2 separate regions of the Mus musculus genome follow, and region 1 is linked to region 2. The links are chromatin loops, found by intact Hi-C in ENCODE. Cell type or tissue: heart. All regions are shown on one strand. Links, peaks and the distances in the headings refer to the core of each region. The heading gives the core; the rest is flanking DNA. Region 1 overlaps Gda (guanine deaminase). Region 2 has its middle 88 kb from the start of Gda.

Region 1 (12,055 bases), core at 1,458-9,457, 73 kb after region 2:
TGTGCAATTCACAGGAATTTACAGGAGGTCAGACAGTGTGTCTTCATCTTATAACCCTTGTCACCTATCATAGTCCAGCACACAGAAAGCACTCAGTACATAATGATTTGAAGCCCTTGTTAATTTTCTCATGATAGAAAATGATTTATAAAACTAAAAGGGATTAGCAGAGACCCGGCTGAAATGGTGGCTTGGGTGCCTGTTTCTTCGATGTGTAAGATGCTGCCAAGCATCCTCAGAGAAACAGGATACCTTCTAGAGCTTAGCTATCCCAACTTGTAATCTGAGATCCATATTACTTCACTTATAAAATTTCCTTTATATACAACCTGACAAAAACCTTGTTATTGGGTGCTGAGAAAACCTGTTTTGGTACAAAGGCAGCAACGAAGCTTCATTTTTTTTTTTTTTTTTTTGCCTAGTCTTTCACATGCATTCCTCACTTCTCCAGGTACCACCTGTGACCTCTTGAGGATCTCATCTACAAACTAGAATACTGCCACTAAAGTCACTATACCCAAATGTCTCATTCCAAGACCTCCAAGCTGATTAGGGGCTCGGCACATCAGTACACAGGTGCTCCTGCACAACAGCATCGGCTAGTCAAACAAAATACTTGTTTTTTTGCAGATACGAGAAACTAATCTGTGATGTCCACTACTCAATTTTAAAATGACAGTACATCCCATTGTCCCATATGCTTGTCATTTTTTCTTATTTTTATTTTCAGCCTTGTTGGTTACTGGGTCACAGCTGTGTAGACTAATAGAGGACACTCTCCCAGAGCCCTCACACAAGGGTCCTTCCTATCTGAGGAGTTGCTGTGGTCACTAGCCCCACCATTTTTATGGCCATGGCAAGGCTTTCCATCATAATCAGTGTACTGGCTAGTTTTATGTCAACTTGACACAGGCTAGAGACATCAAAAAGGAGGGAGCCTCCATTGCAAAAAAAAAAAAAAAAAAAAAAAGTCTCCATAAGATTCAACGATAGGCAAGCACGTCGAGCATTTTCTTGATTGCTGATTGATGGAGGCAAGCCCAGCCTATTATGGGCTGGTGGTCCTAAGCTCTATAAGAAAGCAGGCTGAGCAAGCCATGATAAGCAAGCCAGTAAGCAGCACCCCTCCATGGCCTCTACATCCGCTCCTGCCTCTGGGTTCCTGCCCATCATGACTTGTTGCCCTGTCTTCCTTCGATGATGAACTGTGATATGGAAGCATTAGCTAAAATCAACCCTTTCCTCCCCCAAGTTTGTTTCGGTCATGATACCTCCCCACAGCAGTAGTCACCCTTACCTGTCACACTGATCTCAAAGCCACTCTCAGTTCCCCCTGGGAAACCAAACGTTTTAGATTAGTTTATTTTTACCTGGCAACTTGCATCTGAGGAGTTGAGAGGTAGCAGAAAAGCTAAGTGTGGTCCTGTTTGAACTTAGCAGAAGGCCAAAGTCGTTGTGCCTTCAGAGACAGTCTTTAACTAAGTCACAAGTTTGTTTACGAATCCTGCTTATCAAGTCAACAAGAGCACATAGAGCAGTGATGATGGCTGTCTAGGGAGTGTGCCTTCAGAAGAGCCAAGTCAATTAAGGTCATGACTCCATTTCTAAAAGAATAGATTATTTAAAATAAAATGTATGTGGAGTATTTTGCCTGTATGTATAGCTGTGTACCATAGGTATTTTTGTGAGGCTATAAAAGGGTACCAGATCCTCTTGGACTGGCTTTACAGATGGTTGTGAGCTGCCATAAGGGTGCTAGGAATTGAACTAAGGACTTTTGGAAGAACAGCCAGTACTCTTAACCACTGAGCCATTTCTCCTGGAAATTCATATACAGGAATTCCCTACCAGTCCTCAGGGGTGGAAGACAAACTTAAAATAAAGAAAAAAAACTTTTTGTTTTTCTGACCAATTCTTATTTCATTAAGAAATATTTCCTGTATTTCCTGTAACTTGATACTGTCGCCTTGTTTATATTCTTTGTGGTGGCTCTAAAATAGACTTGGGGTTATGTTACACAAGATCAACACATTGTTGGCTTTATTGAATTACCTGCTTAGCTCAACAAACAACTACAGCTAAGAAAAAGAAACTCAGAAGGAGCCCAGCTCCTGGCCTAACAAATTCTTCTCCTATGTAAAAGTCATGGCCGCACAACTTTTAGTTGACGTTCCTGCACTTCCAAAAGTTTACATTCACCTCAGCTAACTCTAATGTCTTATCAGGTGGCTCGCTGTGTGGCTAAAGTCATTACCTAGCATGTATGAAATCCTGAGTTTGACTGTCAGCTCTGTAAAGACAAAGTAGATAGATATATGATAGTAGATGGCTCTAACATGTATCAACAACATGGACAGTGTCACGGGAATAATTAGAAATTTTATTTAAAAAATAATTAATAACCTTGGAAGGGTCACATAATTGATTGCTTCAGACATATTGGCAGAATGCCTCAGAAGTTCTCCCTGGTGAGACAATAGGCCAGAAGACGATGAAAACACAGAGGGCTGATGGCTGTATCTGAAGATGATCATGCATCCCCAAACATTTAAATACCAGTATCATCTTCAGTTGTTTCCACAGCCCAACAGCTATAAATAGCCTGCAGTATCAGGTTATTAGACTGAAAGTGACTTCAATAGAGAACTTAAACTACTGGTGACTGTTTCTTCGTCTAAAAAAATTCACATAAGCAGTATGTAGCTTACAGAGGCCCTTCAATAAGTGACATGGGATAATACATTGCATTTTGAATCAGTGACTAGCATATGATGACTGTATTGAGCAGCTTCCCATCACTGAGACAAAACACCCTTAATGATCAGGTTATAAAGAGAAAAGGTTTATTTTGGCTCGGTGGTTCAGTGCGTGGATACCTGGGCCTACAGAAGCAGAGTACATGGTGGATATTAGTGTTTTGTAGAGCAGCCCTGCTGATCTCATAGTGGCCAACATGCAGAAAGAAACGACTGAGGTCCAAATATCTCCATCAAGGTCAAGATCTGATATATCACACACACACACACACACACACACACACGAGATACCACTTTCTAACATTACCACCACCTTCCTGTTTCCAGCGCCTGTACAGACCCAGTTTTTCTGAGATACAGGGTCATACAATGATTTACCATTAGTAGCAATAATAATTTTCCAACCTATCTCACAAATTTTTGAAGAGCACATTCTAAGTCCCTAATTACATACTCCAGTTGTAGAACATGATGCATGCTCACAGAATCGATAGACCACAGCAGTCAGCAGCAACAGCCATTTAAAAAGATTTTTTTTTAATAAGGACACATCTTTGCATCTTCCTTATTCACAGATTGTCTTAAAAATGTTATGTTAAGAGTTGGTTACTTTTCAACTGATTTTTCTAAGTTTTAGTGTGTGTGTGTGTGTGTGTGTGTGTGTGTGTGTGTGCATGCGCGCGCGCGCACATAGTACCCTCAGAAGCCTGAGTGCATCTAATCCCTTGGAGCTGGAGTTACAGGTGGAGAGTGTCTGGTGTAGGCACTGTGAGGTAAACTTGCATCCTCTGGAAAAGCAGCAAGTGTTCTTATTCAGTGAGCCGCCATCTTTCTAGCCCTTCCAGCATCTTCTTGAGAGTTACCACATACATGCCAGGACAAGTTACACAGAGGCCCTTCAGCCACACAGCTAATGAAGAGACCATGAACAGCAGACATGGTCAACCACAATTATAGATTGCCTTCCAGGTGAATTAGTGGAAAAAGTCACCCCTGTGTGTGACAGGGTCTCTGACAAGCAAATCACCATACCTGGAGCCTGGGAGCAGAAATACCAAGATGGACAGAAGGATGATTAACATGGTCTCGAATAAGCTTTTGCTATGTCCAAAAAGGCAGCCTATCAAAGAACCGGATAGTATTTAAATTAAGTCACATGCCCATAAAGCTACTGAAAGTCCAGGCAATTGTACAAGAACACACCTTGAGAGTTTACTTTCTGCCTGAGGAAATGAAATTCTCATGAATATTTGAAATCTCGACTAATGCCTGGCAGCGCATTTGTAAGCATCAGATTGGCATCATGGGCTGAGTCGTGGATGCTCTGAGAAAGCACAGAGTGGTGTTCCTGGGAGTGGACGAGTGACTGTAGGAAAAGAACGTTGTGGGCTTTCAGAACATGGTCAAAAGAATGATCCATGGTAAACAATGCCTTTGGGGGAAATGTGAGCGAGGCTCCAGGAAAAGAGGTGAGGGCCTTTTACCTCGTCTAGATTTTGTTTCCTGGATGGTTCTTGGAAGTGATTTCATGCCTCCTGAAACAATTACTTGCATTCAGTTCGCAGGACATGTTTATTCCTGTTGGCTGTCCGGAGCAGAGCTAGAGAACCCAATCTGGTTCCGGTACTTCTGGGTATGCTGAGTGCTGTCCTTAGTGTGTGCTGCATCTGGATATGTTTTTCTGTCTTGTTCTCATGCCTTCCCAGATATAATCTATAGTACTTGCCGGGCAATTCTGTTTAAATTTCCTGTCCTAAGAAGGTTCTGGAAAGGGCTGCTCCGTTAATATGTGTTTACTTACATGCTTTTCTAAGTTTTTCTGATAATGTTTTTCTAAACTCAAACAGCCTTCCTTGGACCACCGTTTTCTTTGTTCCATTCCTGTATAAAAGTACACTGGAATGGAAGTAAGGCTGTCTACTGGAGTAGACTGTAGCCTGCCCCATTCTTTAAGGTCTTCAAATCTTGGGGCTCAAAGACAGATCTGCACAAGGTTGGGGAAGTCAACAGAGGGTGTGGACCAAAAGATGGGAAATTCAATCATCTAAAAAGCTGGTACAAATGAGTTTGCCTGGCTTGCTCCATTATTTCTCTCCACCTCTTTTCCTGTCCCTCACTCTCCATCAAACCACATGCCACTTCTGAAACTCCTAAACCCTGTCTGAATTGCAAGATCTGTCTCCTTATTCTCATTTCAATTGCCATCAATGTAGCAAAAAAAAAAAAAATCCTGTGTTCCTTCTTCCCACTTGACTGTTTGGACAGATGGGGATGTGAACAATTGTAGAGGCTTCCATTCATGCAGCCAAAGGTTGTGATTTCCTCCTTAGTGTTAGTCACTGACATGTTGTTTTGCTCAACTGGATTAAATCATTTTCCGTGAACAGTCATCACTGGGGAGGGAGGTGCGGAGCAGCTAGGGAGGCTGTTCCCAGTTCTTTAAGAGAAACGATACATTTTTTTTCAAATGCTTCCTTGGCACCTAGGACTCTTATTTTGATGATGCATTTGTTCTCAGTGCTTAGGGTGGTACACGGGGCTCAGCACACTCTAGGCAAGCCCTCTGTCACTGAGCCACATCTCTGGCTCTGCAATTCTGAATAATGAAAAGAATCTAATTCTACTATGTGACTTGGTTTCATTTGTTTATTCCATTGTAAAACAAGCTCAATTTTATAGACGAGGCATGCCGGTTGGACCTTTAGAAGTGAACCTTCATTACTTCCTATTCTTTGAAATGAAGATACTGACAGTGTCTAGCATCCCAGTGAAACAGATGCTAAATTCTACTCCTGAGAAAAGAAATAACATATTTTTAAATTTTGTGTTTATGTTTTGCCTGCATGTATGTACATATGCATGTGGTACCTGTGGGGGCCAGAAGATGGTGTCAGATGCACAAGAACTGATGTTACAGGTGGTTGCTGTCAGCCTCCCCATGGGTGCTGGGAACCAAACCAGGGTCCTCTGCAAGAGTAATAGTGCTCTGAACTGCTGAGCTATCTCCAACCCTCTTATTTCATTTGTAACAGGGCTACAATTACTTCTGAACTCTGACACTTAAGTGTGTTAATGCTGTGGGTGGCATCCACTCAAGTTGAATATTCGTAAATGGGGAAAAGTAGTATTTTAAGACATATTTTTAACTATTCCTTGACAATTTCACACACACACACACACAATGTGTTTTGATCATATCCATGCCCACCGTGCCTTCCAACTCCTCCGAGACCCCCTCCCAACTTCATGATTTCTTGTTGTTGCTTTACGTGGAGTCAACCTAATACCAAAAGCAGCATCTTAATTTCTGAAATACCCTTGGAGAGAGATCTCCCTACACAGCATGGGAAGGCCAGGAAACATTGTGTAAAATAAGACTGTGTCGAGGGGATCCACAATCGATGATATGCACATAGGTATGTCACTTGAAATGAAAGGATCCATAAGACATTAGCAGGGTGTTTAAAGTCTCTAGAGCATGGAGGTAGGTACTGACCTCAAAATGGCATCAGCAAAACCATTTGCATAAAAGTCCTCTGATAACCACTGGGATGATCATTCAGTGTGGCTTGCCTTATTCCCTCCAGCTCCATTCTAGCCTTTCTGCTTCTTTCTGCTTCAGTAAAAGTTCCTAGCTCCTCTCCCCACCCCACCCCTGTGTCTTTCTTTCCATGTGCCTTTTCAATCTCTGTCTTTCTAATTAATATCTCCATGACCTTCAAGAAAAACTTAACTGTGCCTTCAGCAAATATGCATCTTTGAAGCACCTCCTCTCTGGACTTAAATCTACACAGAACTCAGCACTTCCCCCTTGGTAGATATTATATACCAACTCATATGCATCTGACTGTTGTGAGTCATGGTTCTAATGCTATGAAGACACACCATGACCACTACAACTCCTATAGAAGAAAGCATTTAGTTGTGGGCTTGCTTACAGTTTCAGGGGTTTAATCCATTATCACCATGGCAGGGAACAGGGAGACCTGCCTGCAGGCAGCCACCGAGCAGTAGATAAGAGCTACATTCTGATCCGTGTGCAGAGAGAATAAGTCTGGGCCTGATGGGGGCTTTTGAAACTTCAAACTCACCCCCAGTGACATATCTCCTCCAACAAGGCCACGCCTCCTAATCCTCCTAATCCTTCTCAAAGAGTCCCAACCCCTGTTGACTAAGCATTCAAATATATGAGTCTATAGAGAACATTTATATTCAAACCACCACACTTATTGATTCTGAGTACAAAAAAAAAGTGACCTTTATGCATCTGCTGCTTATCATCTTCTTCAATCATGCTAACATCCTGGATTTTTCATCAGCTATTGTCAGCCCTCAAGAACACAGCATAATGGCTCCACAGGCTTTGCCGGAACATAAAGTATGAATGGATTACTGAAATGGGCATTCAAAATTACTTCCACATTTTTTAAAAGCGGGGGGCTTCAGGCTATCAAGCACCCATGCTCCACATGCACCTATTCCCCCATATGTAGAAATAAAACCCCAACAACAGTTACCGGGTTAAGGAGTACAGGACAAAACTCTCTGCCTTGCTGTGTAGAGGCACTAATGATGCTACTTCCTAGGGGCAAGCACGCTGATCAAAACCAGCTGAGACTGGTAACTATGCCTTGTCTACTCTATACTCTGAATTGCAGTCCTTTCTATTCTTTCATTCCAAAGCACTCATTGGATGCCAGTTTTTGGTTTTTTAATTTTTTTTTTTTAACGAAAGCACTGTCAAACACTGTGAGGAACAGGAGATGGCTAATAAGAACTCTTATTTGTAGAGGGTGTACCATGTTCTAGGACCATAAATTGTTAAGTGGTGATTTGCAAGCAGCACTCCAAGTAAATTGCCCTTTCATGAAGAATCAAAGCCTCTACCACACAGTGGAACTAAAGGAGTAAGTGGCCTTTGTGATTAACATTATGCCTTTTACGTAAGTCAAGTCAAAGGCATTGAGAACTGTGAGTTTTCATGGTCTAATTAAAAATCTACTTTTCCAAGGGTCTTAATTATATACCAGGGCATGAGATCAGCAAGAGCTCCCCTTGTCAAATGTAGCGTTACTTAGTATGTAGATTGCAAAATCCCAGAATTTTCACTCAAATCCTTTGGAAGACAATCTTTTCCCATTTTCCATTGGACTGGTATGTAAAGTCAACTTTTCCAATCAGGTTAATCCACGGTGAAAAAAAAAAATCTAACCATTGTTTACCCAACATATGCTAATCTGAATGCCTACCATATTCAAGTATGGTCTATATAAAAGTGTTAAAGCCAAGGACCTGTCTTCAGGGTTAGACTATGGGGAAGATTCTGAAAAGGCAGTGAAAGATTATAAGCAAAAAGCAGGGGATACAAAAGAGTCATGGGTCAGCCTTGCCTGTGAGCTGAAGGTTAGGCATGCTCTAGGACCTCATTAAGGAACTGGGGGTTAATTTAAAAGATTTTGTTTTGGTTTAAGATAGAGTCTCATGTAGACCAGGTTAGTCTCTAACGCACTGTGTAGCTGAGACTGAGGTTGGCTTTGAACTCCTCCTGGTCCCCCTGCTTGCTGGGATTATGGCTGTCTATAACTAGGCTCAGTTCAAGTTGAGTCCTCGAAGGAACATTCTTATAGCAGGTGGGAGGTGACGGGGTATGGACAAAGACCCAAAGCACAAGCTATGGAAGCCTGGAGAACCAATAAGGCCAGATGCAACCCATGGTGAGGCAACCAGGAACCATGAAACAGTGTTTTCTAAAATAAATTGGTTTTCAGAATTTGTGGACAAAATGTTCATAGAAACACTGTTGACAGTAGCCAGAGGGTGTAAATATCCCAAATGTCCCTCAGCTGAAGAACAGATCTTTTTTAAATGTGGCATAATCAAACAATAAAATGGTATTAAGCTATAAAAAGGAGTGGGTTTAGGCACACACCATGGCATAATATGCTTTGAAACTGTGTGTGCTAAGTAAATAAAGCCCTACATAAAAGGTGGTTCATTAGTGGTGTTCATTTCTTAACAAAAGCCAACATATACAAGTCTGTATATAAAGGAGGCCTGGTAGTAAATCTAGTAGAATGAGGAAGGAGGTTTAGTGCAGTTGCTCAATGGGTCATGAGGTTCCTCTGAGGGAGTGTGCAACTCCAGAGCTAAACACTGGTCATGATGGTGAAATGTCCACCGCTCTGAATACAAGGAGCAAACTGAATCATATTCGTTAAACTGTGCAATGTATGTTGTGCAATTAAAAAGAAGAAAGAAAGAAAATACAAAGTTTAAAGTAAAGACACGAGGATTAATAAAAAACCAATCTAACAACACAAACGGTTAAAACTACACCTGAAACAATCAACTTTCCCATCCTACACTACAAAAGAAAGTGTTTGTTTTGGTTTTGTTTTAATATTTCTTTCCAGAAGTTCAACACACACACACACACACACACACACACACACACACACACACACGTTCAAAAGTGATGAAAGGCTCCCTGACAGAGCAGCTCTATCCTGTTCATACTTGTAGCTCTAAAATAAGAGCAGCACCCCCACACATGGAGATCTAGTCACTGCCTGGGAATGAATGATGGCATACTTGGATTTTTATGCAATTCCACAGAAATCTTTGTCACATGGAAAGAAAACAAAACAAGGTTCCAACACAAGTGGCATTTATTTTTCCAATACATGCAATTGGGTGGGAACTCAAATTTATTTTCTTAAACGTTGACAAATGTTTAAACAGTGAAAGCATCAGTACACATCTAGTATGCTGCTCCAGTTTGCTTTCTGATGCTGTGATAAACATGACTAAAAGCAAGGAGGAGAAAGGAGGGCTTATTTGCATTACAGGTGATAGGTATAGCATCTAGAGAAGCCACCACAGGAACTCAAGGCAGGAACCTGAAGGTAGAACCTGAAGCAGAGACCACAGAGGAACCCTGCTCAATGGCTTTCTCTCCTTGTTGTAACTACCTTTCTTAGACAGTCCAGGTCTGCTTGCCCAGGAACTGTACTATACATAGTGGACTTGGATCCCCCACATCAATTAGCAATCAAAAAATATATATCTTTTAGACTGAACCACCAACCAAAGAGCATGCAAGGGCTGGACCTAGGTCCCCTACACATTTGTAGCAAATGTGCAGCTTTGTTTTCATGTGGGTCCCCTAATGATTGGAGTGGAGATTATCTCTGACTCTGTTGCCTGCCATTGGATCCGTTCCCCCTAACTGGACTGCCTCGTTGGGCCTCAGAGGGAGGGTATGCACTTAATCCTGCTCCAATAGGATGTTCCAGGTCAGGGTGGCACCCAAGGGGAGAATAAGGTAATGGGGGGAGAAGTATATAGGGGTGGGACTAGGAGGAAAGGAGAGACAGAAAGGAGAGTACAATCAGAATGTCAAGTGAATAAATACATAAATTAATTAAAAGATTGCAGTTGTAAGAAGGCTGAGGATATTTTGACACATCCAGATGTTACTTATATTTGATAGGCTATGGGAACTGATAGATAGGAATATCTTTACTAACAAGAAATGGAAACACTGCTGAAGAAAGAGTCTAAAAAAGACACACAGTTCCAAGGAGAAGGAACTAAGAGGGAATGACAGGTTAGAGATCTTAAACACCACTGCAGAATAAATGACAGGGGTGTCTCTGTCTGGAATTCATAGGTATGGGATCAAGGAGGCAGGACTGAAAGAAAAAGTTAATGATTCAGTTGCTGAAATATACCTAGTGTCATGTCTGTCTGTCTCTCTCCTCTCTCTCTCTCTCTCTCTGTGTGTGTGTGTGTGTGTGTGTGTGTGTATGTGTATGTGTGTATGTGTGTGCGTGTGCATGATATGTGATGTGTGATATGGGGAGGATTGTAGAGATTGTAGAGGCCAGAAGATGGCCTGAGGTCCTGCCTTCAGCCTTGTTTGAGATAGGACCTCTTGTTTTTCTGTTGCTTACAGTAGACTAGCGAGCCCAATGTCCATCCTCTTGGTAGGGACTTGCTGGGATTACAGACACTTGTACTGCTTCTTCATGCTCTTACTGGTTGTGAGGCACATGTTTTAACGACTGATCTCTACCCCAACCCTGTAGGAGGCAGGAGTCATTGAATCAGACTCATAAAGTTATAAACGCTGCAGAGAAAACAGATTTGGATTCAAACCTCAACATTGCTGTGTATCTCACTGGGAAAACCACACCACTTCTCTGGGCTTTCTGTTACTCGCCATTGTAGCCACTGATGGTATTAATTTTGAAGTCTAACTTTCATTAAAGAAAATTAATTCATTTAAAATTTTATCTGAGATTTTACTGAAGCTGGAATATGTTGTGCCTGAGGAATTAGCTACAGAACCTAGCTCTTTGGTATACCAAGCGTGTATATACAGCAGGTGCTCAATATCTGTAGAATAAACCAATAAAAGTATGATATACTAGAGGTAGCAAAATCAGAAAAGCAATCTTCAATTCTTATGTTTTGTCATAAAAAAATCCTCTTTAAAATAACATCATGTTCAAAGCAAAATGGATTTAATCACTATCACGGCTTCTGAACATGTATATTTTGCTCAATAAAAATCACTCCTGAGACCATACTAAATTATATCCAGTGTTGTTCCTACTAATGCATATAAGGAAGACAAACTATGTAATGGTTGCTATAACTTTTCAGACTGAATAAATATCTACTGAACACCTCTTCTATTTGAAAGAGCCTGTGTTTGCTAGGAAGTACTGCATATTTTCTACTTTTTATAGATGCAACAAGAACATAAAGTTGTGATTTGAATGAGAATGCACACAAATCAGAAAGAGCAAAGGCATAGGAGTTTTCTATAATAAAAACAGACAATAAAGGACTTCAATGGAGGAAGAAGTAATTAAAAAAACAATAAAAAGATTTGTGATGGTGTTTGCATGGAACTTTAGACAAAGATTTGAGCACACGTGGAAGGAAGGCAAACAGCTCAGAGCTTTGATTTGTCTGACGGAGGCAGCTTTAGCCTTAGTCCATTTCTGCTGCTGGTTTTGTAGCACCATGAATAACCATGGTTATTCAGAGAGTTGGCAGAGTCCTGAAGTAGTACTGAGCACCACAGAGACTGTGTGTGTGTGTGTGTGTGTGTGTGTGTGTGTGTGTCTGTGTGTGTTTGTGTGTGTGTGTGTGTGTGTGTGTGTGTGTGTCTGTGTATGTCTGTGTGTGTTCTGGTCTCGCACTTATCAAGACACCAGTCTTACAATGGGAAGTAAACTCTAAGGAACTTACCTAGTCTGATTCACATACCAAGGACCACACCTTCA
Region 2 (12,055 bases), core at 2,337-10,336:
TTTGTAGGGGGTGTGAATATTTATTTGCTTTTCTATGGATTTTTACCCTGTAGGCCAGTGGCTTTCAACCTTCCTAATGCTGTAACTCTTTAATACAATTCCTCACGCTGTGGTGAGCCCCCAACCGTAAACTTCATTGCTACGCCGTAACTGTAATTTCGCTACTGTAATTATGCCATGTCTTGAACCATAATGCAATATAATAATATTTGTGCATTTCAATGGTCTTAGGTGTGAAAGGGTTATTCAACCCCTTTGAAGAGGTCAAGACTCACAGGTTGAGAACCACTGCTATAGGAAAAGAAAATCCATCTACCAATGACTGTAGAATTATTCTGGAGGACATAGAATGTCTATCACTATAAAGCACCCACCTAAACCCAGAGATGATTTTATTCAACACTCTGACTCACTGCCATGGGATTTTGTTGGGTGCCTATCTTGGCACTGCATTCTGCTCACCATGCTGGTGGGGGTTATGTGGTTATATAAATCAGTTCAAAATACTCAAGTTGCCAGGTGCGACTCACCTCGCACAGTGCATGAGCCCGGAGAAGTGCTTGCACTGACTTTTCTGAACCTCGTCATTTATACTCTAGAATGGCAAAGGGCCCTCATCCCTTTAAACAGACTGCGTGCTTCAGTCAAGGTTTCAGTCAGAGCTTCCCAAGCACAAAGCCTGCACTTCTTCCCTGGCTCGAGTGTGGCCAGAAGCAACTTCCGCTGAATGCAAAACAAAACATAACAAAACAACAAAATAGCCAAATGCAGAAACAGAAAACACCAAGGCTCTATCAAATCTCTTAGGAACTCTAAGAGAGGAAACACCACAGAAATTGATAAAGACTCAAACTTTTCCTTAGGTTGCTCATTAAAGGCTATGACTGGATTTGACAGAGTTTAATTTGGAGTCTGTCCAAGATGATCAGGCCAGGGATCATTTTGCAGCGAGCAGCAGGTGCTCCTGTTCATGAAGGTGAACAGAGACTTCAGCTGTGACCAGCAGCCATTCCAGGGCCCGGCTTCCTCCTGTGTCTGGCTTCAGAGCGCACCACTTTAGTTCTCTTCCTATAGACAAGCCGTGCTGTCTCTGTCTCAGGACAGCCTGACAGCCTCTAGGGAAAAGATGTTCTGTGTATTCTGCACATTTCCATCTTTGAAAATCTGCTTTTGTTCTGAGGGTAAATCATTTCTTTTTCTGAGTGACAATGGCTGTATTTCCCAGCAAAGCTGTCATCATAAGGTGCTTTCAACTGCCTGTCCTTATTCCCACTTTAACCAGATCTAACTATTATGGAAGCACAAAGCTATCAAACAGTGTACTGAATTCATATACATTTACAATGACAGTGCACAGTAGGGACATGGCTAGAGAAAGACTCGATGCCTGACTTGGTGGGGAAAAATGCATTACTCCTTAAAAGGTCATTTTATTAATTTAAAGAACAGAGAATCCTTCCCCTTTATCTATTTTTCCATTAAAATGTTTATACAATAGATTTTGATCATATTCTTTCCCCTCTCCCAACATCCCTGATCTTCCCCCACTTCCATTCCCACCCGACTTCTTGTTCTTTCTCTCAAAAAGAAAAAGGAAATGATAAAAAAAAAAAGAAAGCCAAACTAAACCAAAAAGACAAACAACCAAGTGGAGTTCATTCGCTGTTGGCTAACTACTCCTGTACTCCTGGCCTTGAGACCTGCCCTGGAGTATGTTTGATATTACTGAAAGGATAAAGGGTGACATAAACCCATTTGTCTCCATTTCATGACTGGGACTGATTTTTTTTTTGAGATTATAAATTTTTTATTAGATATTTTCTTCCTTTGCATTTCAAATGCTATCCCGAAAGTCCCCTATACCCTCCCCCCACCCTGCTCCCCTACCCACCCACTCCCACTTCTTGTCCCTGGCGTTCCCTTGTACTGGGGCATATAAAGTTTGCAAGATCAAGGGGCCTCTCTTCCCACTGATGGCCGACTAGGCCATCTTCTGCTACATATGCAGCTAGAGACACGAGCTCAGGAGGGTACTGGTTAGTTCATATTGTTGTTCCACCTATAGGGCTGCAGACCCCTTCAGCTCCTTGGGTACTTTCTCTAGCTCCTCCATTGGCGGCCCTGTGTTCCATCCTATAGATAACTGTGATTTTTTTTTTTAAGGCCATAAGGCACCAGCTCCAGGAACAGGAACAGACCATAAAAATCTAGAAACAAGTTACTGCCTGGGGATAATCACAAAAATGGGGAAATATCTTAACTCGGAATGGGCCATCTAGGCTGGACAGTCCTAGCTCATCCTATGGTTAAACATTCTTGACATAGGAATGCAGACCACTGACCACCTGTGACCCCCCGAGTACTCAACAATGGTATTTTAGATGACCTAATCCTTCTAGAGGGTTTCCCCAGTTCCCTATAAGAAGGCCTGCACGCCTTTGTCTGGGATCCCCATTTCACAAAATGGTTGAACCTCTACCCCCCAATGCTGGTTGTTTCTGCAGAGTAAACACTCTTTGTCTCTGCATACTATCTCAGTCTGGGATCTTCCTTCTGTGACTTTTGGACCCTTATAGTAACCAGTGACACTCCATTGAAGAAAACTGATTTTCCCTTTGCCAGAAGATATTAATTGTAAATAGTTTGACTGGGGTGGGACCTGGTGTCTACTTTTCCTTTTCTGTGCTAAGATTTTTGTCTGGTTTAAACAAGTGTAGGTCTTGTGCAAGCTGTTGACATCTCTGTAAGTTCATGTGTACCAGTCCTGTTTTGTCTGATGGATTCTATTTCCTTGACGTCATCCAGTACCATGGGCTTTTATTATCTTTCCACTCCCTCTGTTTGGGTGACCCACAAATATTGTATTTTCTGGCTATGAAAAGTGTGCCCTTGTATTTTCAATTGTTACTTGGGACCAGCCTCTTGGGATTTGTAAAGTCACTTCCTTGCTTGCCTTTAAAAGAAAGGCAAGTTGCCCTGGAGAGATGACCTTCCCCTGCCAACTGATTGGGTAGTATTGTGGCTTTTTCCATAATAAAGAGCTAGCAGCTGGGGTTGGGCAGGAAGTTCCAGCCTGAAATCCAGGCAGGCAGAGAGATGGAGAGAGACATATAAGCCGTTGAGAGAGGAAAAAGGGAAACAGAAAGAAGCTAGGAAGCAGACAACGAGAAGCACGCAGAGAGATGGAGGGGTGGAAAAGAAGGGTTAAGTTAGACACTAGCTGAGAGGCTGCCCCAGAAAACAACAACAACAGCAACAACTTTAACTATGTAGATGTCTCCCTGTCTTAATTAAACCTCAAGAGGGATCCCGAATAGAGAATCCCAGCATAGATCCCCGAGCACGGAGGGGAGGGAGAGGTCACATTATGGCATCCCACTTAGGACTGAGTGATCCAAAGTTTTTCTCTTTCTGTAGATCGTCTATGTGTGGGCTCCTGTTTTAATTACCAGCATGAATAAGCTTCTCTGATGAGGGTTGATAGATGCTCTGATCTATGACTATAGCCAGAGATCATTATTAGAATATTATTGTTATGTTCCTATAGCTGAATAGCGGTGATAAGTTTTCCTCTAGGGCTAATGACCTAACTAATCTCAGGTTCTTCCACACTTTCCTGTGTCTGATGTGGTTCCCATCTCATGGAGTGGACCTTAAATCCAATCAAAGATTGGTTGGTTCCTCCCATTCTTTGTGCCACAGTTCCATCACTACATCATGCAAGCAACTTTCTGTCCTAGGCCCAGGGTTTGTAACCACTTGGAGACTAAACTGATAACTAGTCTTCTCCTCCAGTACCTCCCAGCACCATGAATACTAACTAGTCCATAGGTGTGAAGCTTTTACTTAGGAACCGACTTGATTTCTCCACGTTTGAGGACATAAGCAAATTGTCTTTCAGTAATAGGACCATCAGGGTATGGAGAGTAGCCAATAGCTTTGGCAACAGCCTGTGATACTTGGGATGGGAGTGTCCACAGGAGCCCTTTGACCAAGGATTTAACAAGATGGAACCCATCCCTGGTACTGAGTGTTTTACCTGATGGTATAACATGTCAACTTGTCCAGTAGGGACATTCTCTTTCTTCCATTATATGGTGAATCCTTCATATGTATGTGTGTATATGCATGTATGCATGTATGTATATATGTATGTATGTTTGTATGTATGTATATATGGTAACATACATATAAAGAGAATTTAAATATATATACATTATATATAAATGTATAATATAGGAAGCATATGTGTATATATTTTAGGATTAAATTTATATATTTAGAATATGTAAAATATATATGTATGAATACATATATTATATAATATATGTGTATGAAAACATTTATGGTAGTAAATTTTCATATGTCTTTTCAAAAGAACTTTGATGTTAGTTGTTCACATATTTCCTCCTTTACCCTCCCATCCCCATGTACCAACTCCATTCTTTGAAAGATTTAAACAAAAACCTGCTTTTGTTGGCAATGAAAACTTACTGCTCTGTTCCACTGAGTAACACCTTCAAACATCCCTGAAGTACCTTGTCTCTCTCCTGGATTTCATGTCTAAGTCTTACTTTATTGAATCATTAATTCAGGAATGTAAAAACAATGTGTCTGTTAATGGCTATAACAGAACACAGTGCCATCAAATTGGACATTGTTATTATTGTTTATTTATTATTGATGATTCATGTTCATGAAATTTCCCTTCTGGATATTTTTACCTCAATTACTCTCTAAAAGGCAAAAAGCCAAAGTTGGGTGTGGTTGTTTATACATGCAATCTCAGTACCTGAGAGTGGAGATAAGAGGATCAGGTTATTCTCAGGTACCCAGTGAGTTTAAGGTCAGCCTAGGCCATGCAAAACTGTCTCAACTCTCCACATGCCCCCCAAAAGAAGAACAAAGTGTGTAAGGCATCCCTTCCTACATGTTAGGTCTCCATCACTGTGGCAAAAACACTGTGGCAAAGCAGTCTGGAGAGAAAGGGTTTCTTTCATCTCACAGCTTGAAGAGCATCCTGGGGAAGTCAGAGCAGGAACTTACGTACATGCAGGAACTGAAGCAGAGGACATGAAGAAACGCTGTTTACTGGCTTGGTTCCTCGTGGCTTGCTCAACTTGCTTTCTCGTATAACTTATAACCACCTGCCCAGGGGTGGTACCATCCAGAGGAAGGTGGACTCCCATATTCACCATCAATCAAAACAAAACAAAACAAAACAAAACAAAACAAAACAAAACAAAACACGCTGCACAATTTGCCCATAGGCCCGTCTGGGAGGGGCATTTTCCCACAGAGCTTCCTTCTTCCAAAATGACTATTTGTGTCAAGTTGACATAAAACTAGCCAGCATAAAACCCAGTCCAGTGTGGGCTGTGGTTTCTAGTCCGTGCATGCTAGGAGACAATATGACTAGAGGATTTGCAGAAAGTATGCCCCCCCCCCCCCAGTTCAGGAAAGCTGCCTGGGGTAGCCAGAGCCTTAAAGCATTTGACACATGTTTCAGCGGAAGGTCCTCAGGCTTCCTACCCAAGGGACTAGATCTCTGGGCCACCACATCTCAGAAGCCCAGACAGTTTCTCAGTATTCAGATGTTGCCGTCCCAATACACCCTGCATCTGTTCTGAGAAAGGGGTTGGGGAGAGCCATATGGACTTGTTCTGAGAGCTGCTCAGGCCCTGGGGATAAGGGCAAATTTATACTTATAGACTGAATCTACAACTGGCTTTAAGCTTCATGCTGTAAGTTAGAAACATGAACACTTAATACCATTAAGAAATCACACGTGGAATGTTTTAGGCATAAAAGACCCTTAATATTTTGATTAATTTTGAGTGGTTAATTTTGATTAATATTTAAAAACAAACTAATAAATATTTAAGTGGTTTAATTAGTCTCCAGTGTGAGTTCCAGCTTTCTGGCTCTATCTACTGAACTATGAGCACCCAGGTGGCTGGATGCTGTCTGTACAGCATGTCACTTACTCCTCACGACCTGAGGATGGACACTGGTTATCCCTTCTAGTTATCCCTAAACATAAAAGGGAGCTCTTTCTTTCTTTCTTTCTTTCTTTCTTTCTTTCTCTCTTTCTTTCTCTCTTTCTTTCTTTCTCTCTTTCTTTCTCTCTCTCTCTCTCTCTCTCTCTCTCTCTCTCTCTCTCTCTCTCTCTCTCTCTCTCTCTCTCTTTCTTTTTTTTTTTTTTTTTGTTTTTCAAGACAGGGTTTCTCTATGTAGCCCTGGCTGTCCTGGAACTCACTTTGTAGACCAGGCTGGCCTTGAACTCAGAAATCCGCCTGCCTCTGCCTCCCGAGTACTGGGATTAAAGGTGTGAGCCACCACGCCCGGCTGAGCTTTTTCTTAAAATAAAAGCAAAGGACAGAACATTGGAGACATGGAAACCTAGGGTAATCGTCTACCTCTGACTCCTCCCCTGCTGGGCGAGGCCAAGCTTAGATTTGGACCCTAGCACAGTGCTCATGGTGACACAGAGGCTTTGGAGCTGACACCTCATCAGGTGCTCTAAAAACCACTAAGTTTCTAGAAACCACGTAGTAAAGCACAAACATAGAATAAAATTTAGAGTACAAAATGGAATATAATAGTAGCAAAAATAGCCCAGGGCATCACAGATAAAGTACTATTTTATAAAACTGTGTTTTAAATGTTCGTGCCCATTTATAGCAGGAACTTATTCTTGTCTTGTACAAGTAACAGTTTTATGTGACATTTCTTACATGCACACAATGTTACATCCTCACTCCTTCAGATTGCCCTGCCTTCCTTTCTCTCCCCTTCTCTTGACCCCTTCTTTATTCCAGGAGACTCCCTGATTCCTCTGTGCCATTTTGTCATTTATCTTAATTCCACAGATGAGGGAAGGATGAAACTGTTGTCTGTCTGAGTCTGGTTCATTTTCCTTGCCCTGATGATTTTGAGTTCTATTCATTTTCCTTCAAGTAACATGATTTTCATCTCTTCTGTTTTTCTGTAGTTTCTCCTGGTGTTTTTAGATAAGATCTCACTATGTGTCCCTGGCTGATCTAGAACTTACTATGACCCACCTCCCTGTGCCTCCCCAAGTGTTAGAATTAAAGGGACACACAGCCACACTAGCATGACTTTCTTCTTTTTATAACTAAATTATACATATACACATAGGAACTACATATCTTTACCTTGGCTATTGTGAAGAGTGCCATAATAAATCAAGTATGTGGGTGGCTCTATTATATGTCGACTTGGAGTGTTTCAAGTATACATCCTGCAGTGGGTTAGCTGGGCTACATGGTAGTTACATTTTTATTTTTTAAAATACCTCCACACTGATTTCCATAAATGGCTGTATTAGTTTAACATCCATCCAACCACCTATTACTGTTCCTTTTCCTTCTCTAGCTTTGTTCTTGTTTCCCTGGTGACAGCCATTCTGACCAGGGGAATATGCGCCACCAATGCAGTTTCAATTTGCATTTCCCTAGTGGCTGAAGATGTTGCCAGGTTTGAATCTTGTATTGTATTTACTGACCCTTTGTATTTTTTTTCCTTTGAAAAAACGTGTGCTCAGTTCTTTGGCCACTTGCTTGGATTGCTCCTTTCCTTTGTCATTCATTTCCTTGGATGTCTGTCTATCTTGGACACAACCCCTCTATCACATGACTAGCTGGGTAAGACATTCTCCCATCTGCAAGCTGTTTTTGATGTGCATAAGACTTTAAATTCTGGAAATCCCACTTGACAGTCCTTGCTACTGTTTCCTGAGCTACAAAAGTCCCATTCAGAAAGCCTATGCCTATGTGTTGACATATTTCCTGACTTTGTTTCTCTAGTAGTCTCAGACTTTGGGGTCTTATATTAAAGTCTTTGAGCTGATTTTCATAGAGGGTAAAATGTAGGGATCTAGTTTTGTTCTTTCTAACATGGATATCCAGTTTTCTAGGCAGTACCTCTTAAAGAATCTACATTCTTTTCTTTCTTCATTTTGAAGATTGATTGATTGATTGATTGATTTTGTGTGTGTGTGTGTGTGTGTGTGTGTGTGTGCATATATGTAGATGTCTTCAGAAGTCAGAACGTGTCAAATCCCCCAGAGGTGAGGTTACAGGAGTGAGTACTGAATTTCAGTCCTCTTTGCAAAAGCAGGAAGTGCTCTTAACCACTGAGCCATTTATAAAGCCCAGTGGGTATTTTGTTTCTTTTCTTTTCTTTTTTTTTATTAGATATTTTCTTTATTTTCATTTCAAATGTTATCCCCGTTTCCTGTTTCCCTCCCTCCCAGAAACACCCCATCACATCCTCCTTCTCCCCTGCTTCTGTGAGGTGCTCCTCCACCCATCCACCCACTCCCATGGGGCCAAGGACCTCTCCTCCCACTGATGCATGACAAGGCCATCTTCTGCTACATAAGCAGCTAGAGCCATGTGTACTCCTTTGTTGATGGCTTAGTCCCTGGGAGTTCTGGGGGTCTGGTTGGTTGATGTTGTTGTTCTTCCTATGGGGTTGCAAACCCCTTCAACTCCTTCAGTCTTTTTCTCTAACTCCTCTATTGGGGATCCCAACAAATGGGACCTCATAAAATTGCAAAGCTCCTGTAAGGCAAAGGACAGTGTCAATAGGACAAAAAGGCAACCAACAGATTGGGAAAATATCTTTACCAATCCTACATCCGATAGGGGGGTTAATATTCAATACGTACAAAGAACTCAAGAAGTTGGACTCAAAAGAACCAAATAACCCTATTAAAAATGGGGTACAGAGCTAAACAAAGAATTTTCAACTGAGGAATATCAAATGGCTGAGAAGCACCTAAAGAAATGTTCAACATCCTTAGTCATCAGGAAAATGCAAATCAAAACAACCCTGAGATTCCACCTCACAACAGTCAGAATGACTAAAATAAAAATCTCAGGTAACAGCAGATGCTGGCGAGGATGTGGAGAAAGAGGAACACTCCTCCATTGTTGAGTCCTGTCTTTTATTTCATTGGTCTACATATCTTTGGTGATTTGATTAAGAGTAGCCCCTATAGGCTTATATATTTGGATGCTTAATTATCAGGGAGTTGCACTACTTGAGGAGGATTAGGAGGTGTGTCCTTGCTGGAGGAAGTGTGTCACTGGGAGCAGGCTTTGAGGTCACAAAAGCTCAAGCCAGCCCCAGTGGCTCCCTCTTTCTGCTGGCTGCAGATTCTGATCTAGAATGCTCAGCTACTTCTTCAGCAGCTTGTCTGCCTGCATGCCACCATGCTGCCCACCCTGACATAATGAACCAAACCTCTGAAACTGTAAGCCAGCCCCAAATAACTGTTTTCATTCCCGAGAGTTGCCATGGTCACAGTATCTCTTCGCAGCAATAGAACACTAAGACAGTATCTTTTGTGCCAATACCTTGCTGTTCTTTTAAGTGTAGCATAGTTTTAAAGCAGGTATTGTGACATCTGTCATGTTGCTTTCTTTACTCAAGTATTTTATGTTTCTGTAAGGATTTAAGTTCAGTAAAGTATGTTATTGAAATTTTGATGGGAAGCGTATTGTTAATGTGTGAACATAGGAAGTCTTTGCATCTTTAGGGCCTTATTTACTTTCTTCTGTGTCTTCAGGTTTTCATCATAAAGGTATTTAATCTCCTTGGTTAAGTTAGGTTTGTTGCTAGTGAGTTTTGTTGTTGTTTTGTCTGGTGTGTGTGTATTTTGTCTTGGCTATTGTGAACGGGATTGTTTTCCTGATTTCTTGTTCAGTGTTAACTAATTTTATTAAGTTAATGAGTTGATATATTAATTTTGTATCCTACTACTTTTCTGGAAGCACTTATCAGATCTAAGAGTCTTCTGGTAGAGTAGTCAAGGTATTTTAAGTATAAGATCATAACATTTACAAATGAGAAAATTAACTTCTCTTTTCCCCATTTGTATATCTTTTATTTCTCTTGCCTTATTACTGTAGCTAAGATAGCCAGTTCTATATTTGATAAGAAGGATAAAATGAGACATCCTACCTTGCTCCTGATTTCAGAGACAATCCATTTCCATTTCCCCTTCAGTAAAGTATTGGCTACAGACCCAACGACTGTGGTCTTTAGTGTTGGTGTATGATTTTTTCTATTCCTAATTTCTTCAGAGTTATTAACATCAAGCAGTATTGAAACTCATCTAGCCGGGCGGTGGTGGCGCACGCCTTTAATCCCAGCACTCGGGAGGCAGAGGCAGGCGGATTTCTGAGTTCGAGGCCATCCTGGTCTACACAGTGAGTTCCAGGACAGCCAGGGCTACACAGAGAAACCCTGTCTCGAAAAACAAACAAACAAACAAACAAACAAACAAACAAACAGAAACTCATCTAAGGCTTTTCTGTATCTATTGAGATGATCACATGACTTTTGGTCTCGATTGCATCTCTGATCTAACATGTTTATCAATTAATGGCTGCTAAACCATTCTTACTTCCCTAGAATGGGACCAACTTAGTCATGATGCTAATGTGCTGAATTAAATTTGCTGTAGTTTATTATTTTTGTATCTCTGTACATCATGTGAATACTTCTTTTTTTTTTTGTTATCTGGCCTTTGTATCAGTGCACCTTCCTTCATAAAATGAGTTTTTTATTCTTCCGTTTCTCTTTTATAAAATAGTATGAAGAGCGCTATTGGTCTTTTTTTTATTCATTCTTTTTTAATTAGATATTTTCTTCATTTACATTTCAAATGCTTTCCCCAAAGCCTCCCTCCGCCCTACCCCCCCCCAGCCCCCTGCCCCCCCCCCCCGACCCTTTAAGTGGGTGGTAAAATTCATCTGTGAATGTGTCTGGTCCTGGGCTTTTCTCTGATGAGAGACTTCTTGTTCAATCTCATTTTACCAACTGTTTAGAGAATATATTCTTTACTCAAATGGTAAGCATATGTGTAGAAATTTGCCTATTTCTTCTAGATTTTTCCAGTTTGTGAGAATGTGAGTTTTCAAGATCTGTAATGATCTCCAGTGATCCTCTGGTTTTCAAGGTATCTGCTGTAATGTCTCAATTTCAACTCTAGTTTTATTAATTTAGGTCTTTTTCTTTTAGTTGGCTTAGCTAAGAGTTTGTTCTCTTCCTTCCTTCCTTTCTCTCTTTCTCTCTTTCTTTCTTTCCTTTCTTTCATCATTAAAAAACCCAACTCTAATTCTTCCTCTTTGTTGACTTTTTGTTTTGATTTTTTTGTTTTTGTTTTTTTTGTTTTTGTTTTTTGTTTTGGTTACTAACTCATTAACTTCAACTCTGATCTTTATTATTTTTTCTTTCTTTGGTTTTAGATGTCTTATGTTCTTGATTTTCTAAGGTTTCAAGATGTTTCATTAGGTTCTTTGAGAGCTTTCTGGTTTTTAAAATGCAGGTTCTTGTAACTACCAACTTCCCCTTAGATCTACCTCTCCTACATCCCAGTGCGCTGATTCTTGGCATGACCTGTATTTCTTACTCTGGGTTGTAGCTTTAAAACATGAAAAAAAAAATAGCATTGGAGAGATGGCTCAAGAGCTAAGAACACTTGCTGCTCTTGCAGGTGACCTGAGTTCAGATCCTAACACCCACATCAGGAAGCTCAGAACCACCCATATTTTTAGTTCTAGGAGATATGGCATTTCCTCTTACCTTCACCAGCATCTGTATTCATATGGTATACATAACAGGCACTTGAGCATACACGTAAATTAAAAACAAATGTGCCTTAAATAATAAGAAAAGTCAGTGATGCCAAAACCAATAGCATCGTGATCAGATTCCAAAAGGATGAGAATGGTAGCTATGTTAGGAGGTATAAACAGCTTAATAGAGGAATGGCTTATTTTGCTCACAGTACCACAGGTATCTGTCCATCATGGCAAGGAGGGCATGATAGAATGATTTACTTCATGGCAGACAGGAAGCTGAATGGAACAGTATTAGAAAGAGGCCAAGACAAGAAATGACCCCGAATAACACGTCTCTAGTGACCTACATTTTCCCATGAGGGCCTCACCTGCTCTTGTTCCACCCCTTCCAAATACTATAGTCTACATTTGTATTTGTCAGTGTATTAAATTGTTCT

Evidence for each region. Hi-C counts contacts between places; a loop is a spot of excess contacts. Peaks named below come from ENCODE experiments on the same cell type or tissue, not always from the same donor. Only the 100,000 strongest peaks of a DNase experiment are listed, where the experiment ranks them.
Region 1: it touches region 2 in a loop (3-fold over the local background); 3 of 42 quality-filtered maps call a loop at or near these places.

Annotation. Positions count from the first base shown.
Region 1 is chr19:21,452,533-21,464,587 of GRCm38, forward strand. The region is part of intron 1 of Gda (guanine deaminase); the gene reads right to left. Among named protein-coding and RNA genes, the nearest start is that of Gda, 14 kb to the right of the region's middle. In heart, for the core only: a CTCF peak has its summit at 5,636 (motif pointing right); a DNase peak (open chromatin) is centred at 5,119.
Region 2 is chr19:21,378,938-21,390,992 of GRCm38, forward strand. No RefSeq gene overlaps it. Among named protein-coding and RNA genes, the nearest start is that of Gda, 88 kb to the right of the region's middle. In heart, for the core only: a CTCF peak has its summit at 7,492; DNase peaks (open chromatin) are centred at 2,954, 5,114 and 5,524.